Regions from separate parts of the Mus musculus genome. Here region 2 is linked to region 1. The links are chromatin loops, found by intact Hi-C in ENCODE. Cell type or tissue: gastrocnemius. All regions are shown on one strand. Each heading gives the region's core, and the rest is flanking DNA. Links, peaks and the distances in the headings are about the cores only.

The links. Hi-C counts contacts between places; a loop is a spot of excess contacts. Peaks named below come from ENCODE experiments on the same cell type or tissue, not always from the same donor. Only the 100,000 strongest peaks of a DNase experiment are listed, where the experiment ranks them.
Region 2: it touches region 1 in a loop (2.1-fold over the local background); 10 of 42 quality-filtered maps call a loop at or near these places.

The regions. Positions count from the first base shown.
Region 1 is chr11:119,189,318-119,192,221 of GRCm38, forward strand. The region is part of intron 3 of Tbc1d16 (TBC1 domain family, member 16); the gene reads right to left. Gm11753 (a long non-coding RNA gene) reads right to left here and starts at 1,229. Exons shown (of 2, transcript XR_880347.2): 1 at 1-1,229. It overlaps Gm36111 (a long non-coding RNA gene), which reads left to right and starts at 2,634. Exons shown (of 2, transcript XR_389225.4): 1 at 2,634-2,885. In gastrocnemius, for the core only: a CTCF peak has its summit at 1,332 (motif pointing left); DNase peaks (open chromatin) are centred at 1,331 and 1,573.
Region 2 is chr11:119,137,644-119,140,547 of GRCm38, forward strand. No RefSeq gene overlaps it. Among named protein-coding and RNA genes, the nearest start is that of Gm11755, 12 kb to the left of the region's middle. In gastrocnemius, for the core only: no CTCF peak of the experiment used is centred there; DNase peaks (open chromatin) are centred at 762 and 1,583.

The DNA.
Region 1 (2,904 bases), core at 185-2,684:
GGATTACAGGCACGCACCCCCACACACACTAGCTCTAGTCAGGGTTTTTTTGGGGGGGTTTGTTTGATCCCTTTTTGGTGGTGTCAGGGATTGAACCTGGGTCTTGCATGTGCTAGCAGGCAGCCTCCTTCCCAGTCTGTGTCTTTCTTTTGCTCCTTAAGATATGTATCTATTTTATTTGCATGTGTTTTGCCTGCATGTACACGTGTGCCACACGTGTGTCCTGACACCCATAGAAGTAGATGAGAGCATCAGGCCACTAGAACTGGAGTTACAGGTTGTTGGGAGTCACTGTGTGGGTACAGGGAACCTGAGTTCTCTGCAAGAGCAACAGTGCTCTTACCTCTCTAACACTGCTATATGGACCATGAACCATCTACATAATAATAACAGTAAAAAAAAAAAGATCTGAAGGCAGGTAAAATATCTTGCTACTCAAGCATGAAGCCCAGAGTACAAATCTATAGGCCCCGGATGAATGCCATTCCAAACCAACACTGTGGGGCAGAGATCGGATCCCTGGAGCAAACTACTTAGCTAGATTGGCTCTCAGATCAATGAGAAAGCTGCTGCAATATCTGAAGAAGACACCCAGTGTCAATGTATGTGGGCCTCGGCACACATGTGCACATACGCACAAAGCCTGCTATAATGACACGCACCTGGAATTTCAGTGTTCGGAATCTATGTAGAGAGCCATCAGGACCAAGCAGGATCAAAGCCAACCTCAGCAACATATCATGTTTGAGGTCAGCCTGGGACATGAGACCGTATCTCAGAAAAGTAGGGGCAGAAGGCAAAGGTCAAGCCGGACAAGGCACCCTTGAGTCAGTGGGCCTGTCTTGGTGGGTCATGTGCCCACAGAGGGTGAGTAGACAGGATAGGAAGCAGGCTGTATTCAGCTGGCCACCCACTCCAGGTGAGGCCTTTGCTTTAGGGACAGTGGCCAAGCCAGTTTGGAACCTGTTTGGTCTCTAAAGAGGCAGGCTGTGGCTGGCTCAAAGTGTTGGGGACATTCACCACCACCCAAAGAGAAGGCAGAGGTGATGGGGAAGGAGAAGGCAGGCTTTGGTCTCAGCTAGGCCACAGCAAGGAGCCAGGGTCTGGTTCTGAGTCGTTCCACTGACCAAAACTAAGGCAGTTGCCATAACAACTGCCTGGGGGGGGGGGTGTCGTCTGCTGTCTGGACCGTTTAGTTTTCCCTAAAACCAACCACATGAAGGAAGAACAGGAGGGAATGGGTGTGGTGTCCAGGAGGAAGGAATGGGTGGAAGTGTCGGGTGGATGGCCCCTGCTGATCTGGGAGAAGCCTGCCATCTGCTGGGCACCCAGAGATCCCTCCAGCCTGCCCTGCCAACTCCACACAATAGAATTTCTGGGGACAGCAGCTGGCTGCTGCGGTTTACTGTACGAGGCGAGGCGTGGCAAAGAGGAAGGCTGGGGCTGTAGTGCTCAAACCCTACCCTGCGGTAAGAGGTGGCCACCGTTCTGCAAGGAGCTGAGGCCCACGTGGGCCCTTTGGGGATTGCCATGCCCTGCGTCCATGACTGTCCTCAGCCACGGCCACTGCCCATCCTGACAGATGCCCCTCAGCTCCTCCCAAGGTATTTCACCCCAGGTGGGCCTGGTGCAGGCTGTGACCGTCCCTGACATCCCTCCCTGAGCACCCACTACTGATCTTGGCAGCTGTGGCCCGGCCATTCTCAGAACTGACCCTGTCAGGGAGATTGATGGATGGGGACACATGTTGGTCACGCAGCCTTACCTGTGAGGTCTTTCCACATCTCTCAAGAGGGGAGTCTGTGACCCCAATAAAATAGTGATCCTTGGAACTACAAGCCCCCCGAAGCACCTCGGGGAGGAGACTGTCACTTGACAATGGTCCCTGCATGGCTACCAGACTCAGAGAGACTAAGCTACCGAACATGAATCTCGCTGTGTTTAAATATTTACAGACGTTAGTGGATCCTGATACCGTTTCCATCTCCCTGTGCTGCCCTCTTCAGAGCCATATTTTATCTCAGGGCCCGTGGTCCACAGCCTCTCCCAAGGGCTGTCTTGTTGGAGGGTCAGGTGCTAGCCCCATTGTGCAGTGGACAGGCAGAGCTGAGAAATGGCCCAGGGTTTGGCTGCCAGGGCCCACCACTAGTGTCCATGTGTTTTACCCTTCGAAGCTAAGGAGGAGCAAAGCTGGAGGATGACTGTACAGAGTAAAGTGTGGCTAAGTAAGTGGGTGACTGTTTATGTGGACCCCTGAAACAAGGTGGCACTCTCTGGAATGGGGGCACACTCTGTACGGAAAGTGTCGGGTCAGTCATAGCCCCATGTCCTGTATGCCATGACACAGGTGCCTAGGGAGAGGAACTGAAAGAAACAGAAGGTGCAGTTTGCTTGGCTGCAAAGTGCGGGCATGCAAGCCGGAGACAGATAAGGATGTCTGCATCTCAGGACAGAAGCCCCCCAGGTGTCTGAGGGTTTCATCATATGTTGGTTACATTGTGACAGCCAGCATGGGCCCCTAGAGGCACTGCCTGATCTCCCGGATGCCCAGTGAGCTGCCACGTCATCCCCTAAGGGTGCCTGAGACCTCAGGCTGGCCTTGATGATCAGAGCTGCTGATGCAATAGACAGGCCCCAGTGAGCCTCAGGAGCCTGTGCAACCAGTCGGCTAGGTTACATCAGGGACCCCAGGAGGCTGTGGAGAAGTTCCCAGCCCTGGCTCAGGTGCCTTGGGTGGGAGGGGGAGCAGGAGGGAGACGACCCGTCTCTTGGGACACTGCCTCTTCAGCTTAGGGGCAGTAGTTTCCTTCCTTCCTTGATGACCCGGGAGCTTTAACTGGAAGTGGTCAGCTGTTGAAGACCTGCCAGCCTCTGCTGACAACAGAGTTGAGTTCAAGATGACCC
Region 2 (2,904 bases), core at 267-2,766, 52 kb before region 1:
CAATGAGATACTATTTGCTGACCACCCTCCCCGGGAGGACCCTGGTTTATTAATTTATTATTCTGCAAACACCCAAGAGGCTGCTTCAGCTACAGATCTGTGCCTTACACAAAGGTGGCATCTGAGGCCCGGAGAGGGCAGGTGTGGTCCCCAAGGCCATCCTGTGAGCTCAGTGTGTCCCCTGCTTCTCATTCCTGGGGAACACAGTCAGTGGCAGTTGGACCTCCTGCCCCTTTGAGGTACTCGGTTTTAAATGAACCCTGAGTGGAATGCTTTCCTGCGAGTGCTGTCCTGCTGAGTACTTGGTGTGAGGTGTGGGGTGCACATCTACAGGGAGGTACTTGTCTACCTATGAGAAGGAGGTGTCTGCCATGGAACTCTTCAGGTCCAGAAGCCCATTCTTCCCTCTCCAGGGTTCATCCACCAAAGGCCCAGGCGAAGGCTGAGCCCGAGCCAGGCAGGACTCTGCATCAACTGACTAGGGAGGGGCTGAGGCTAGCTTGGTTCGGCTTCTTCTCCCCAACTCATCCCACTGTCTTGGCCGAAGACTGCACTGCACCAAGAGAGTGATCGTACTTCCAATTTTAAGGACGTTTGTGCTTCCCCCTGAGAAGAGACCCTGTTGGCTGACAACTGTCCAGGGCAGAGGTCAGACGCACGCCCAACTCTAGGGTTTGTGAGGGCTATGTTTAAGACAGCCGCGTGAAGCCCCATGGTGCACGTGCTAACCTCCTGCAGGGACAGGAAGAGGTCAAGTTTGATGGTGTCATCATATGGCTCTGTGCCCAACTGCTCAGCCCACCCAGGGACAGTCGATGGAGGCTCCTGACACTGGGCACTCTTTAAGACCTAAAACAGCTCTTTTCTGTGACCACAGGAGTAGAGGCATCATGTGTGTGTGTCGGATTCAGAAGGACAGACAGAGAAAGTCTGCTGGGGCCAGGGTGTCCTGGCTACAGCCAGTTCCTGGAGTGAGAGAGGGGTAGGTAGATTCAGAGGGGCTGGAGTCAGAGGCCTGGAGCGGGAGGTCTCTGAGTGCATCCGGGCTTCCAGCGCACTGCAGTTTCCCTTGCAGTGCTGTGGTCTGGCACAGCATGGCGTCCTTGTCATTAGATTCTCCCCTGTCCCCTGTGTCACGAGTTATTAATACTTACCTAGAGTGCACCTGTTATGATTGGATTGGTGGTCTTCCTCCTGCGCTCCTGCAGTTGAGTGTCCCCAAGCCCCCCAGCTCAGGTAGCCCTCAGTCCCTCTCCCATCCTGCACACTCCCTCTCCCAAGACCCTGCTCCTTACTTTGTAGGCAAGCCGTCACGGTGGCTCTGTGGTGGGGGTGTGAGTGCACAGTAGGATGATCACATCGGGTATGACGTCAGAAGCCACCACAAGGGTCTCTGCAGAGGAGAGCGTGGGGCGGTGGGAGCACGCAGCCTCTTCCGGGGAAGCCAGAATGTCTCAGACCTGGCCTGCCCCTTCGCAGAAGACAGGGCTAGTGAGAAGCCCAAGTCCTGTAGCTTTGAACTGCTGCTGAATCTCTGTGCCTTGTGCAGAAGAGTGGCTGACATCCATCAAGTGGACAAGAGCCAAGGAGGGGCGGGGAGGCTGGTGCAGCCCATCTTGAGATCAGAGGAACAATTAGGTCCTCTGCCTGGCCAAGTACCTCCTCTGTCCAGCTCCCTCAATGGAGTAAGCCCTGTGGAACCCAGGAACTATGGGGTTGGGGACCCAGTGCTCTCTGTACACCCCACAAACACTCATCTCTCTCAGGACAGAGATTCTGAGCAGAGATTCCAGAGCTAGGCTGGTTTGGTGAGCATAGTTGAACTGCAGTCCACCTTAAGAGTGGTGGCGCACGCCTTTAATCCCAGCCACTTGGGAGGCAGAGGCAGGTGGATTTCTGAGTTCGAGGCCAGCCTGGTCTACAAAGTGAGTTCCAGGACAGCCAGGGCTATACAGAGAAACCCTGTCTCAAAAAAAAGTGCCCCAACAACTGTGTTCTACCTGAGGCATTGGGGGGGGGGGTGTTGTCTTTTTGCTCAGCTTGCAAATCTGCAGCATCCTGGGGGTGAGGACACCATGGCCACTTGGAAAGGAGGGATAGGGGACGCCCAGGCAAGAAGCAGGACCTTCGTTTCCAGCCTTCCTATGCGCACCTGCAGACACACTTGTCCCAGCCACCTACCTGGACCCTGTCCTGGTAAAACTGGCAGATCTCACGTAAGCATAAAGGCTCCATAGATACTTGTGCCAGGAGTTCTCCATTTCAGGGATGCCGATCACAGCCGAGACTCCATTTATGCTGCTTGCCTGAGGCAGGCGGTCCCATAGTCAGTCAAACAGAAAAACCCAATAACTGAGGGAACACACCATCCAAGTGGTGCATTTGGCACAACTGGACACTTCCCAAGAACCCAGAAGGAAAATTTGGGAGACTGAAAGCCCAAGCTTTTAATGGAAGAGACCCGAGCCTGCTTTTGAGAAACACCCAGGTGGCCCGTGGATTTGGAGGCTTTTTGCTACAGTCTACAATGGTGGCAAGGGGTGGGCAGAAGAGAGGGACTCAGCCTGCGGCCGTCATGAAGGTTGCTCCTTCCTTCTGCGACCTCCTTGAGATGTGTTACTAGTGGACTTCCTGCAGAGTTCAGCTTTTCAAGTAGACAGGATTCCCTCTCATGGAAACCAGAATTCCCTCACCCAGCATCCTACACATGGGCGGTCCTCATGGGCTAGTGGATAGAGTCTCCTCTGTAGGCAGCAACTTCTCCTGGGCCTGGTGATCCACACCCAAAGCTTGATCTCAGAGCTCCTGGGTTCTGGGGGAAGACAGACAGGTTGTCTCTGGGATGGGACAGCCTGCAGGTTCTCTCTGCCTCCTGCAGCCACTAGTCTCTTTGTCCAGGACTCT